Linked DNA regions of Homo sapiens: regions 2 and 3 are each linked to region 1. Evidence: chromatin loops called from intact Hi-C (ENCODE). Cell type or tissue: PC-3. All regions are shown on one strand.

Evidence for each region. A loop is a pair of places that touch in the nucleus more often than their neighbours do. Peaks named below come from ENCODE experiments on the same cell type or tissue, not always from the same donor. Only the 100,000 strongest peaks of a DNase experiment are listed, where the experiment ranks them.
Region 2: it touches region 1 in a loop (2.8-fold over the local background); 5 of 110 quality-filtered maps call a loop at or near these places.
Region 3: a loop joins it to region 1, with 7 times the contacts of the local background. A loop is called at or near these places in 52 of 110 quality-filtered maps.

Annotation. Positions count from the first base shown.
Region 1 is chr3:33,370,704-33,375,703 of GRCh38, forward strand. FBXL2 (F-box and leucine rich repeat protein 2) reads left to right here. Exons shown (of 15, transcript NM_012157.5): 6 at 2,389-2,457; 7 at 2,557-2,652; 8 at 2,875-3,001; 9 at 3,144-3,218; 10 at 4,585-4,715. Among named protein-coding and RNA genes, the nearest start is that of UBP1, 67 kb to the right of the region's middle. In PC-3, CTCF peaks have their summits at 2,332 (motif pointing left), 3,815 and 4,020; a DNase peak (open chromatin) is centred at 2,118; H3K4me3 peaks cover 422 bases; H3K27ac peaks cover 604 bases.
Region 2 is chr3:33,316,565-33,321,564 of GRCh38, forward strand. All of the region lies in intron 2 of FBXL2 (F-box and leucine rich repeat protein 2), which reads left to right. Among named protein-coding and RNA genes, the nearest start is that of FBXL2, 42 kb to the left of the region's middle. RefSeq lists a silencer at 1-199. In PC-3, a CTCF peak has its summit at 2,578; no DNase peak of the experiment used is centred here.
Region 3 is chr3:32,944,948-32,949,947 of GRCh38, forward strand. No RefSeq gene overlaps it. Among named protein-coding and RNA genes, the nearest start is that of CCR4, 4.2 kb to the right of the region's middle. In PC-3, CTCF peaks have their summits at 453 and 2,944 (motif pointing right); DNase peaks (open chromatin) are centred at 384 and 2,964; H3K27ac peaks cover 258 bases.

The DNA.
Region 1 (5,000 bases):
CTCCTGAGCTCAAGTGATCCTCCCACCTCAGCCTCCCAAGTGGCTGGGACTACAGGCACACACTACCACGCATGGCTAATCTGTCACTGGTTTTGATCAATTTGGTTATTATATGCCTTGGTGTGTTTTTCTTCATGTTTCTTGCACTTGTGGTTCTTTGAGTTCCTTGGGTCTATGGGTTTATTGTTTTCATAAAGTTTGGGGAAAATTTTGGCAATTATTTCTTCAGTATTTTTTCCTTCTTCCTCTGTCTCTCTTATTTAGTGATTCCAATCGCATGTATATTAGGTTGCTTGAAGTTGTCCTACAGTTCGTTCATGCTCTGTTCTATTTCTGTTTCTGTGTTTCGTTTTTGATAGTTGCTATTGCTATGTCTTCAAGTTCACTAATCTTTTCTTCTGCCATATCTAATCTGTTGTTAATCTCATCCAGTAAAGTTTTATATCAGCCATTGTGGTTTTCATTTTTTTTTTTTTTTTGAGATGGAGTCTCGCTCTGTGGCCCAGGCTAGAGTGTAGTGGTGTGATCAAGGGTCACTGCAACCTCCACCTCCCGGGTTCAAGTGATTCTCCTGCCTCAGCCTCCCAAGCAGCTGGAACTACAGGCATGTGCCACCATACCAGCTAATTTTTTTTTTTTTTTTTTTTAGTAGAGACAGGGTTTCACCATGTTGGCCAGGCTGATCTTGAACTTCTGACCTCAAGTGATCTGCTTGCCTCAGCTTCCCAAAGTGCTGGGATTACAGGTGTGAGCCACTGCATCTGGCCGGTTTTCATATCTAAAAGTTTAACTTGGATCTCTTATTTTTCCATGTGTCTACATAACATGTTTAATTGTTAGCTTCATAGAAATATATTCTAGGCAATAACATTATAACTTTTAATACCTTTGTTGTTTATGCTATTTGTGTCAGTTTAGAGTAGGTTTTGGTGGATTACCTTTTCTCTTTATTGTGGATATATTTTCCTCCTTCTATGAAAACATGATAATTTTTTGTTCAATGCCAGACATTTTGAATTTTACTTTGTTGGGTGCAGATATTTTTGTATTCCTATAAATACTCAGGTTTTGTTCTGGGATACAGTTGACTTAATTGGGAATAGTTCCTGTTAGGTCTTGTTTTTAAGATTTGTTAGGTTGTACCAAAGCAGTGTTTAGGGCTAATTATGCGCCACTCCTAAAGGAAGACTATTCTCAATACTCTACCCAATGCCCCAAGAATTGTGGCATTTTTCACTCTTGGTTGGTAGAAATGGGCACTATTCCTTGCCCTCGGTGAGCTCTGGCTACTGTTTCCTTTAATGCTTTTTGTTCATTCTGATTCCCTGGCCTTGGGCTTTGGGTAGTTTCATCACATGCATACATTGATCAGTGTGGTACTGAATTCTTTTTGTTGTTGTTGTTGTTTTGGAGATAGAGTCTCACTGTGTTGCCTAGGCTGGTCTCAAACTCTTGGGCTCAAGGGATCCTCCTGCTTTGGTCTCCCAAAGTGCTGGGATTACAGGCATGAGCCACCATGCCTGGCCTGTACTTAATTCTTGAGGGGCACCCTCCACAGATCTCTGGAGTTCTCTTTGTGACGTTCTCTCTACTCCAATGCTCTTGCCAGATAACTCCAGCTGCCTTGGTCTTCCTAGAATTTCAGCCCCATTTCTTCATCTCAGACAGTCCCATCAGGCTTGGTTCCCCCTACCGGTACCAGGGCAGGTTGGAAGGAGCAAATCTCAAAGCTGTATTTCAGAATGATGGAGACGACCTGAGCTAGTCCTTGCTGAATATGTTAAGCAGTGAGTGGTGAATAGGGCGTTTTAATGTGCTGCTTCTGGCCTTGCTACCAACCCACAGATCAATGAGGAAGTTCCTCTTCATGACTGAATGTCCTCACCAGTAAAATGAGTGGGTCTTGATACTGATTAACTGCTAGACGTCTTCTATCAATCGCCAGAAATGGTTTCTCTGGAAAGGCTCTAGGGTAAGCAAGTGACAGCATGGCACAGTACTAGAAGATTTGCCCCCTTGGTTCAAATTGATTTTTTTGTAGAGCGGAGGGAGCAGGGAGCTAGGCCTCTATTCTCATGATTCGGTGATGACTCACCAAGCTGTGGGTAAAGGAGAACTGATTGATAGGTAGTCTAGGACTCTGCTTCTCAAAACGTGGTCCCTAGACTAGCAGCACTGGCATCACCTGGGAGTTTCTTTGAACTGCAGACTGTCGAGCCCCATTCTAGATCTATCATCAGAATCTGCACTGTGACAAGAACCCTAGCTGATTGTTACGCGCTTTAATTAAGTTTGAGGGAGCGCTGTTCTAAGCGTGAATGGTTTCATATGCCCTCTAGTGGCTGTCCAGCAACTTGCAGGGAGCTTTAAAATGTTTTCTCATTTTAGGACCTTTGCACAGAACTGCCGAAACATTGAACATTTGAACCTCAATGGATGCACAAAAATCACTGACAGGTAAGTAATGAAGATTAATTGGTGACCAAATAGCCACGGGGAGAGAGAAGGGAGAGAAACGTGGTTGAAAATATCTTTAGTGCGTCTGCTCTTTTTCAGCACGTGTTATAGCCTTAGCAGATTCTGTTCCAAGCTGAAACATCTGGATCTGACCTCCTGTGTGTCTATTACAAACAGCTCCTTGAAGGGGATCAGGTAAGAGTGCCCATTGTTTGTGTCAAGAGAAATACCCAAAGCTATGAACATTCTGGAAACCTTCTTAATGGTCACGTTGGATCCAGCAAGAAATAGGTGACTCCAAGAGGTCCCAGGCATGGTCTCCCCTTCGGAATTTCTTGTGATGTACTAAACTCAGAGTTGGTCATTAACTCTCTACAGGAGAGACTGCACATAAGTTTTTGTTTCTTGTTCTCTCAGTGAGGGCTGCCGAAACCTGGAGTACCTGAACCTCTCTTGGTGTGATCAGATCACGAAGGATGGCATCGAGGCACTGGTGCGAGGTTGTCGAGGCCTGAAAGCCCTGCTCCTGAGGGGCTGCACACAGGTACCAGAGGGTTGATACAGCTGTTTGTGTTATGTGTCAGGTGTGGGCACATCATCCAGAAAGCTGCTTTTGCATTTTTCTTGGTGTCCCACTGTTCCCTCACCTGGATTCCAGCTGTCTTTTGTTTTCTCTGTCCACTCAGTTAGAAGATGAAGCTCTGAAACACATTCAGAATTACTGCCATGAGCTTGTGAGCCTCAACTTGCAGTCCTGCTCAGTAAGTAGCGTGCCTTTCCTGAACACTGTTTGCTCTATCTTGTCTCCCAAAGCAGTCTGCCTCAGGCCTCCCTGCAGCCCCCTAGGCACCTGAGATGGGCTGTGTTGCCACACCCTGATTTCCATCCTGTGTCCTTATATAACCTACCAATTTGTCACAAGCTGGAACAACAACAACAACAAAAAGGAATCATACTCAATATAAAGCCACTGACATCTCCCCTAAAAATAATACAGACTAGGTCTTGATTTTGTTGAATAGAGTATTAGGGACGCTATTGAGGAATGCAGTGAATTGGTCACTAAATAGTTTTAAGACATGAAGTGTCTTTTTTTTTAACTTATAAATTAAGGATGATGACTCCTCTCACGTTGTTTCAGTGGATAAAATGAAATAACACATGCAAAAATGCTTTAAAGAATAAAACGCATAGGCAAGAGCAAGGTGGCATTTTCATCAGGACATTAGCCTATGAAAAACTATTGGTCCTTCTCCACTGCCATTGTAAATGTTGATAATTGAAGAGGATGCTTGCTACATCCTACCAGGTTTTCAAGGGGAACATAGATTTTGAGAAAGGTAAGGGAAAACCCTTGCATTCAGCTTTAAATGAATATATTATAAATCTTTAGAGTCCCTAGTGGTGGGGAAAAAAACCAGAAACTATCTTATGGACAAACGTTGACCATATGGGCCAGGACTACTCAAAAATAGGACCTTGACTTACGTGTAGCATAGCAGTGGCTGATGGCTTGAAGTATAATATAGATGTGCGTGTTTATTTCTATATGAAGTAGTCTGTTTAAGTGAACATATTATTTTGAATCTTCATGGCCAAATTCATAGAATTTAAGGTATTTATCAATAATTTTGTGATTTATTTAATTTTCCTATTGTCTAAAACATTTGATGAAATATAAATATATGTGTATATTGTAAATATCTAAAGCATTAATCTGCAGAAATCCAATCAAATATTAATGTCAGTTAAACTAGGAAAGCCTCAAAAGTTCTTTAATCAGATTTTTAAATTATGAGTTTATAAATTTTATGAAAAAATCTATATTTTGATGACTAGTGAGGGAGAAATGGAATTTTAAACTTTTATTCTCCATTTATATTATTTAAAATTTTTACTTTATTTTTTCCTGGATGCATGTATCTTATCTAAATTGCTGAAATATTTTAAAGCTGTGCAGAGATAACACAAGTACCTGTCTACCCTCTACTTATTTTGTTGAAGTTATTTGGATAAAATGCTAGTAATCAGCAACCAAAACTGAACAACAGCAGATACTTTTCTGCTGCTCCCGTTTTGGTATTGCTGGTGTCCTCTGACTTTTCTTTCTGTGCTGCTTTTCCTCAGCGTATCACGGATGAAGGTGTGGTGCAGATATGCAGGGGCTGTCACCGGCTACAGGCTCTCTGCCTTTCGGGTTGCAGCAACCTCACAGATGCCTCTCTTACAGCCCTGGGTTTGAACTGTCCGCGACTGCAGTGAGTACACTGCACTTTTTGCTTTGCAGCTCAGAGTTTGGCTGAGTTAACCAAGAGGGCTTCCTTCAGGAGAGGACAGGCTTGCCAGGTAGTGGTGGTGGAGGCAGTAGTTATGTTGTTGTTGGCTTTTGTTGGGTAAATTGGGGTGGGGCGTGTATAAATCCAGTTCATTGGAGGATGTACTGGGAGAGTATAAAATGTCTACCACCAGTGAATCCAAACTTTAATTTCTTAATGAATGTCACACAGTTTCCCACCTAATTTACCTCATCATGTTATTGCTTT
Region 2 (5,000 bases), 54 kb before region 1:
GTTCTCACATTAGCTACCTGTGCTCTCTAGGGTATATTAGCTGTTTTGGGATTCTCCTGAGGTCAAAGGCCCCTTGGCTCCCTCCTGCATAGACACTGATAATAGTGGGTCCTGTGGCACTTGGCGGTTTGGCCCTCATCCACCTGTATTTTGAGGTTTGTGGGGATACTTTATCACTTAGGCTTTTTTCAGCAGTCAAATGCATTACTTATTGAAGTATAATTTACAGACAATAAAATATGCCTTTTAAGGTAATCAATTCTATGAGTTGGGCAAACATTTTCAAACATGTAACTATCACCACAGTCAGTGTATAGAATTTTCTCTGTTTTTCTTTTTTCTTCTTCTTTTTTTTGAGACAAGATCTCACTCTGTTGTCCAGGCTGAAGTACAGTGGCATGATCACAACTCACTTCAACCTTGAATTCCTGGGTTCAAGCGATCCTCCCACCCCAGACTCCCAAGTAGATATGACTACAGGTGCATGCTATCACGCCTGGCTAATTTTTAAAATTTGTACAGCAGGTCTCACTATGTTGCCCAGGCCAGTCTTGAACTCCTAGCCTTAAGCAATTTTCCTGGTTCAGCTTCCCAAAGCTATGGGATTATAGGCTTGAGCCACCATGCTCAGCCTAATATATGAATTTTTCATCACCCCCCAAAGTTCCCCAGTGCCCCTGTGTACCAGTTCCCCTTCCCCGCCTCTCGCACCGTGTTGGTGATTATTCTTTTCACAGAGAATACACTTACACCTCAACCTCAAGAGAGAAAACCCAAATCCCATTCATTCACTGCATCCAATTCATAGTTCAGGGTCTGTGGGTGATATGCATTCCTCTCCATCAGATCTGGATGTGGTACTTAATGGTTTTGTTACTCTCCCTCAACTACTGTCTCTCACCCCATATTCAGGAGCAGGGACAGGATAACAACAATAAACAATAAAACTTGTAAAAAGGAAGAATGGAAGACACACATCATTGTTTTGTAGCAATGATGAGATTCTGCTAAACAGATATTATGAAGCCCGCCTTATCCTAGCAGTAGGGGTATGTTTCTGTTCTATTCCATTCCATTCCCTATTTTGTTTACTGGAGGGGGCTCCCTTACCATTGGTCTTGGTGACTTTTAACTCCAGCCTCAGAAAGGTCTTACTTGCTCATTATTTTCCATGACTACATCTGAAGTGGATGTTAGGGAATATGCCCTTACTGGGGACTGTACATGTTGAAAATCCCTAATCCAAAAATCAGAAATCTGAAATGCTCCAAAATCTGAAACTTTTTTGAGCACAGACATGAAACTCAAAGGAAATCATTGGAGCATTTTAGATTTCAGATTTTTGGATTAGGGATACTCAGCCCATACTTATTTCACAGCCATTTCTTACCTGTGTAGTTTTGGGAACCTTAGGATTAGTTGATAATCACAGCATGTTTTGGGCCAGGTTTCTGGGTTTTTTTTGTTTTTTTGACAGAATTTAAGAACTTAGTAGTCTTCTAATTACCACGCTCTAAATTCATTCTTAGACTGTAGCCCCAGACGTCTTTTGTTTTGTTTTGTTTTGTTTCCTGTTCCCCATGGCTGTTTCTCACTGGTATCTATCTTGAGACATCTGAAACATAGGTGTGGGATGAAGGAGAGCAACTTTAATCTGATCTTTGCTACAGGTCTTGGTTGTTCTGTTTAACAGAGATTTGCAGCTCAAAGTGCTTTTCAATCTTATTTTTACTATGTGGCATTTAGAAATAGTTGACTTTTCTAACAATCTGAGGCTCTAAGTTTCTCTTTTCTCTTCCCTTTTATTTCTGCTTGCAAACCAACTAGTTATTTGTTGAGTACTCTTTCTTTTAATGCCTTGATAAATATAGGAAGGAGAAACCATTATTTGCTAACCTTTTGGCACTTCGTAATCTCTTCTCTAGATCTGCATTCTTTGTCTGCTGTCCAGATAATCATAAGCAATTATATTACATAACATGTCTTTATCTTGCCAGCTTCAGATGCATGTTTCCTGTGCTGTTACCCACTAGATGGACACACTAGACAGATGTCACATATTTTAGATTTTTGTTCGAAGTAGCACCTCACATCAAGATATCTGTTTCTAAATTAGTGTAGTTAGAGTAGGCTAATGTGGCATATACATCTAATTTTTTAAACATAACTGATGTTTTTTAAACATCTATTATTGCTCAACTAATAGAATTCGGTGTGTGAAAGGTCAGCAGGGCAATCCTCCTCTCTGTAGTTATTGAGGACCTTGTTGAAAGAAACCCTTCTGTCTTCAACCATGGCTTCCATTTATCCAGCTTACTTTTCATGGCTAGATCTCAGTTACATGGCTGTACGTACCTGCAAGGGGGTTTGGGAAATGTAGTATAGGTGTGTTTCCTGAAGGAGAAGGGAATGTGGATTTGGTGAGCAGCTAGCAGTTTCTAACACGAACTTCATTATTTGTAAAGCACGAATCCCAGGCAAGATGGGAGTTTTCTAGATTTTCCTTTAGGTGTTTTAAGACGTCACAGTCCTGGGATATATCAAGACAGAATTATAATTTTGATCATCCCTTTTGTATCTTGTTCAAATTTTACAAACTAGGTACTGCAGTGGTTCAGCACAAACTTCAAGTATGGGAGCCCCCTTGTGGGAGTGCCCATGGCAAGTTTATCTAACCTAAGGATGATTTTTTTTTTTAGTGAGGACTTATTGAAAATAATTTTTTATATATCTCTTTATTATTTTAACTATTATTGGAACCATTTGAATGTATTGCCTATTAAATAAATTAAAAAATAAAGTAATTCATCAAGTGGATGTATGATGTAATATACATGAAGTATCTATGAATTTTTAACTTTAAGAAATAATTATGGAAATTATTCCTGAAGACATTCCTTCATTTAACAGCTACTTCCTGAACACCACTGTGCTTAGAATGTTGAATTATTGAATTCTTACATATTTACTTCGATGAGCAATATCACAATCATGAAAACTGTATCATTGCCTGGGGAAATAGAATGTGTTTGTTGGAACTTAAGTGGTTCTCTTAAATGTAAGAAATAATACCTTTAGCATCTATACAGTTGATTATGTATTTTAATGTATGAGTTATTTCCAAAAGAAGGTATCATATTAACCATGAATAACTTTTATTTTTTTAAAAAATTGAAATATCAAAGCATTTCTTTATTCATTTGATATTTGGTGCTTATTTTGGTTCACACACTTTTCTAGGGGCACAAGAAGGAAATTAATGTCATTTAGGAAAATGTCACTTTATTTTTGTTTCATTTACCTAAATTCAGACATCCAAAAAATATGTAAGATATCTAAAGACAAAATCTCACAGAAGATGTGCAAGTCCTATATGGAGATAGTGATTCAGTGTTATTAACAGACATTAGAGGAAATATTAATAAGTTTCAAGAAATATATTCATGTATAGATAGGCCCAGTATTACAGATATACCCATTCTCCCTAGATCTATGGATTCAATGCAGTTCTAATTCAAATGCCATCTGGAATTTTGGGGGGGACATTTAAAAAACTGACTCTGAATGTATATGATCAAGTGATAGCCAAGATATTTTGAAGAAAAATAGATATAGGGACTGCTCTATAAGCCATCATAATTTATTATGAAGTTATAACAAGTAAAACAGTAAGGTATTTGGCATGGAATAGAGAACCAGAAACAGACCAATGCATGGGTACAGGATATAACACAGGGAAATGAGGGACAATATATGGTTCTGGGATAATTATTTATATGGGGAAAATAAAGAAATTGGATCCCTACCTCACACATACAAAAAAAATCATAATTGAATTAAAAACTTGCATGTGAAAGGAAAGACTTTAAAACATTTAGAAAAAGTATTGGAGGCTATGATCTTGGGGTAGGAAAGCATTTCTTTTTTTTTTTTTTTAGACGGAGTCTTGCTATGTCGCCCTGGCTGGAGTGGAGTGGCGCAATCTCAGCTCACTGCAACCTCTGCCTCCAGGTTCAGGCGATTCTCCTGCCTCAGCGTCCTGAGTAGCTGGGACTACAGGCGTGCACGACCATGCCTGACTAATTTTTGTATTTTTAGTAGAGACGGGGTTTCACCATGTTGGTCAGGCTGATCTCGAACTCCTGACCTGGTGATCCACCTTCCTCGGCCTCCCAAAATGCTGGGATTACAGGCGTGAGCCACCACACCTAGCCAGGAAAGTATTTCTAAAACATGACACAAAAATTGTTTACCATGGAAGAAAAGATTGTTATATATTACTACATTAAAATTAAAAACTTTATTCATCAAAAAACACCCTGAAAATTGAAAGGAAAGCCACAAACTAAAAGATACTTGTAGTACATAAAACCAACATATTCTTAGTATCCAGAATTTATGGAATTTATAAAGAACTCTTACAAATCAATAAGAAAACGACAAACAATCTAACTAAAAAATGGGGCTGGGTGTGGTGGCTCACACCTGTAACCTTAGCACTTTGGGAGGCCGAGGCAGATGGATTGCTTGAGGTCAGGAGTTCAAGACCAGCCTGCCCAACATGGAAAAATCCCATCTCTACTAAAAATACAAAAATTAGCCAGGCATGGTGGCACATACCTGTAATCTCAGCTACTTGGGAAGCTGAGGCAGCAGAATCACTTGAACCCAGGAGATGGAGGTTGCAGTGAGCTGAGATTGCACCATTGCACTCCAGCCTGGGTGACAGAGCCTGACTCCATCTCAAAAAAAAAAAGAAAAAGAAAAAAGAAAAAAAAGAAAAAGAAAAATGTGCAAAAAGCATTAACTAGTATTTTAAAGGAGAGGAAGCATAAATGGTGGAAAAAAATATGAAAAGATACTTCACATCACTAGTAATCACAGAATTTCAAAATAAAGATTACAAGTGACCATCTACTCTCGTGAGATTGGCAAAAATTAAGAAATGTGACATTATCCACAGTTGGAGAGGATGAAGATTCTTTTATACAGTTAATGTG
Region 3 (5,000 bases), 430 kb before region 1:
CCTGAGGTCAGGAGTTTGAGACCAGCCTGAGCAACATGGTGAGACCCCGTCTCTACTAAAAAATACAAAAATTAACTGGGCATGGTGGCGGGCGCCTGTAATCCCAGTTACTAAGGAGGCTGAGGCAGGAGAATCCCTTGAACCCGGGAGGCAGAGGTTTCACTGAGCCGAGATCGTGCCATTGCACTCCCGCCTGGGTAACAGAGCAAGACTCTGTCTCAAAAAAAAAGAAAAGAAAAGAAAATTCCAGAAATAAACAATTCTTTAAGTTTTAAGTAGCATGCCATTCTGAGTAGCATGTTGGAATCTTAGTCATCCCACAGGAGATGTGAATCATCCCTTTGTCCGGCATATCCATACTGCATATGTTACCTGCCCATTAATCATGGAGTAGTCATCTGAGTTACCTGATGAAAAAATATAGTACTATACATAGGGTTTGGCACTATCTGTGGTTTCAGGTGCCCACTAGGGGTCTTGGAACGTATCTCCCAAGGATAAGGGAGGATTACTATATGTACCTTGAATGTTTGATGGAATTTGCCTGTAAAATCATCTTCTGTTAGTTTGATTTTGTGCAATGCATTTAAACTACTGATAAGTGGTTTCTTTCCTTTTCTTTTCTTTTCTTTTTTTTTTTTTTCTGACCCAGGGTCTCACTTTGTCACCCAGGATGGAGTGCAGTGGCAAGATCTCCGCTCACTGCAACCTCCGCCTCCCAGGTTCAAGCGATTCTCTTGCCTCAGCCTCTTGAGTAGCTGGGATTACAGGTGCCTGCGACCATGCGCAGCTAAGTTTTGTATTTTTAGTAGAGACGGGGTTTCGCCATGTGGGTCAGGCTTGCTTTGAACTCCTGACCTCAGGTGATCCAGCAGCCTTGGCTTCCCAAAGTGGTGGGATTACAGGCGTGAGCCACCGCGCCCGGCCTAGTTTTTGTTTCTAATCGCTAGTCTGTATTTGCAGTTTTAAGTTTCCTTTTTTCTCTCTTCTGCTTCTTTGCCTATCTTCCTAGAGGTATGCCAATTACATTAGTGTTTCCAAATACTTTAGTGGGCTTATTTTACTTTTGATTTCTGTTCTTATATGTGTCATTTTTTTTTTCATTTTCTTTTCTTTTCTTTTTATTTTTTGAGATGGAGTTTCGCTCTTGTTGCCCAGGCTGGAGTGCAATGGCGTGATCTTGGCTCACCGCAACCTCTGCCTCCTGGCTTAAAGTGATTCTCCTCCCTCAGCCTCCTGAGTGGCTGAGATTACAGGCATGCGCCACCATGCCTGGCTAATTTTGTATTTTTAGTAGAGACGGGGTTTCTCTATGTTGGTCAGGCTGGTCTCAAACTCCCGACCTCAGGTGATCTGCCTGCCTCAGACTCCCAAAGTGCTGGGATTACAGGCGTGAGCCACTGTGCCCGGACTGTTTTCTTTTCTTTTTTTTTCTTTTTTTTTAAGAGATGGAATCTCGCTATGTTACCCCGGAACTCTTGGCCTCAAGCGATCCTCCCATGCCTCAGTCTCCTGAGTAGCTGGAATTACAGTATGAGCCACCACGCCCAGCTGCTCTTACATTTATTGTTTTCTTCCTTACACCTCCTTTGAATTTATTCTGCTCTTCTTTTTCCTACTGCTTCCTTTTCTTTCTTTCTTTTTTTTTTAAACTTATTTATTATTTTTTTCTTTGGAAATTTTCTAGAAAATTACTGATTCTTTTTCTAGTTAAACAAGTCATTAATTTTTAGTCTTTCTTCTCTTAAACATAAACATTTAAACATTCTCTTAATTATAAACATTTAAGGCCAGGCATGGTGGCTCACGCCTGTAATCCCAGCATTTTGGGAGGCCGAGGGGAGTGGATCACTTGAGGTCAGGAGTTTGAGACCAGCCTGACCAACATGTTGAAACCCTGTGTCTACTAAAAATACAAAAATTAGCAGGGCATGGTGTTGCTGGCCTGTAGTCCCAGCTACTCTGGAGGCTGAGACAGGAGAATCACTTGAACCCAGGAGGTGGAGGTTGCAGTGAGCCGAGATGGTGCCACTGCACTCTAGCCTGGGTGACAGAGCAAGACTCCGTCTCAAAGCAAGCAAGCAAACAAACCAAAAAAACCATTTAAAGTCTTAATTTTTCTATGGCCCAATTTAGCTACCCACCACAACATTGATGAGTGATATTTTATTTTTATTCACTTATATGTGTTTTCTGTTTTCCATTGTTGTATCTTCTTTGACATTCAGGTCACATGAAAATGTGTTGTCTAATTTCCAAATGTGTAGGAATTTTTAGTTATCTTTTAAAAAATTAACTAGTAATTTAGTTGTTTGCAGTCTTCTATTTCCTTACCAAAGTTTTGTCTGTTTATTCGGACCTCCTCTGTAATATAGTTGTTGTTGGTTTTTAAATGCTGTCTTGAACCAGTTTTAAGGCGCTGGCTAAAGGCCAGTCAGTTCCCCTTTTTGAACAGCTAAGTTCACACCCCAATCACTTCTCTTATCAGACCCTCATACTCAGGGGCCACTATGCATTAGCCCTAATTGCCCTGAGGCCAGGTACCAGGCACTAGGGACAGCCCCTTTGCTCTGAACACACAAAATTATTCAAAATAGCCAATGGGCAGAAAGCCCTTGAAACCTAAGTAACCTCACATGCTTGCCACACATAAACTGCTAAGTAACCTCACATGCTTGCCATACATTAACTGCCCCTACAGCTCCGGCTCATTGTTACCTTGTCCCTGTTACTCCTGGTGTGGCCCTGCCTGGCAGGCTTCTCATTTTGAGCTGTAAATAACAGGTTTGAAGGCCTAATCACCGTAGCTCTGCAGCTGAGTCCTGTGGTGCTCCTCTTGAAGGCACAATTTCAGATATGCTGGTCCCTGTGGGTTGGTATGGTGCCAGAGCCTGGGCAATGTACCTTGATGACTTTGACCTTGAAATAAGGCTTGATGCACCAGGGGGCGCTGTAGTCTCATGTTCCAGCTTTCCTTCGTGTTGGAAGCATGCGCTGTACTGTGTACCAACATGGTTTGGGGTAGGCTTTGCAGAGTCTTTTGTTGGCCTGCTCCTTTCTGCTTAGGTTTCAGAAACGAAGCCTAATGGAACATGTGTCCATGTAAATGTCAGGAGTGTGAGTGTAGCCCTGACAGTGTTCCTCACTGGCTGGGTTGCCTTGAGCATACCACCTCCCGTCTCTGGGTTCCTACTTCTCCATCTATGAAATGGGCATTAATAAAACAATGATTCTGGCTGGGAGTGGTGACTCATGCCTGTAACCTCAGCACTTTGGGAGGCCGAGGCGGGTGGACATCTGAGGTCAGGAGTTCGAGACCCGCCTGAACAAAATGGTGAAACCCCATCTCTACTAAAAATACAAAAAAATTAGCCAGGTGTGGTGGCAGGCGCCTGTAATCCCAGCTACTTGGGAGGCTGAGGCAGGAGAATCCCTTGAACTGGGGAGGTGGATGTTGCAGTGAGGCAAGGTTGTGCCACTGCACTCCAGGCTGGGCAACAAAAGCGAAACTCCGTCTTGGGGGGAGAAAAAGACTCTTTTTTGGGGGCTGAGGTCCTTTTTTTTGGATGTTTAATTTTGAAACCCTTACTGAAGGGACACCTACTTAGTGTTTCTCCAGGACAGTAATGTTGTTACTTTGCCAACCTGAAGACTGACTGTCCCCAGGGCAGTAACCTCTGCAACTTGGAAACCTGAAACCTGTTTTTTACCTGAACCCTGACTTGGAAATTGAATGTGGCCCAAAAAGTCTAAATCCAAATATTTCCTGGGATCCCAGCAATGGCCAAGGGCATGCTCTGGGCTAGGCTATTTCAAGAGAGGAAGCTATTCCTGTGTATAGTATTTATCCTACTCATTTCTAATCACTGCTGCTGCGTTGTTGAACACCTGTATATACCAGCCACTATGCTAAGTGCTTTACAAATATTAGCTCATTTAGTTCCCTCACAGTCCTCAAGTATTATCATCCCTTTTTACAGATAAGAAAATTTAGGTTTACACAGCTAGTAAGTGGTGATACTGAGATCCAAACTCAGACTCAAAGCAAGTCCTCTCGACCAATGGGGCCACTAGAGCTCACACTCTGCCTCACTCATGGGACCAGGATGCATGTCTCATGGCCAGGTTCACTCAAGGGAGGACTAACTGGCTCTCCAGGGATCATCTATAGACCCATATGGATCAATGCTCATTTATGATGATTTGGACCTCTAGATAGCGTATGTTCTAGAACCTTAACACTGCCCCCACCCAGGGCAGAACCCATGGAGATGTAGGCGTTGTGCTCAGATGAACTTGCCCAGGTCCCTGCCGCGGCACGTGCTTTCCTGCCCTTCACACTTCGCCCCCGGCCAGCTCTCTAACTTGTACCTCAAAGTCTATAATTTAATGGCAGAAACTTCTTCAGGCCCCATGTTTCTGGAAATATGTTCATTTTATAAATTACTCTGTATAATGGGCATAGATTAGCTGGTCAAATACACGTGGGACATTTTCATTGCAAATCCTCCTTCCAGAGGCTCAGGATGATATCAGCATTGGAAGGCCCCCAGGAAGCATTGCAGGATGGAACTGTGTTTAACCTGAACCCAAGCCCAGCATTCCCTAGACCTACCTGACCACACATCCCCATTTCTCTTTTGCAGGCTATCCATGAATCTGGTTCCACAGTTTATACTCTGGGGAACATTGCTCTAGCTCATTGCTCTAGCTCAGGATTTCTCAACCTCAGCACCATTGATCTTCTTGGTCAGACAACTCTTTGCTGTGGTGGGCTGTCCTGTGCATTGTAGGACTTTAGCAGCATTCCTGGACTCTACCCATTAGAAACCAGTAGCAGGCTGGGTGCGGTGGCTCATGCCTATAATCCCAGCACTTTGGGAGGCTGAGGCAGGCAGATCACCTGAGGTCAGGAGTTCAAGACCATCCTGGCCAACATGGTGAAACCCCGTCTCTACTGAAATACAAAAAATTAGCCGGACATGGTGGCGCGTGCCTGT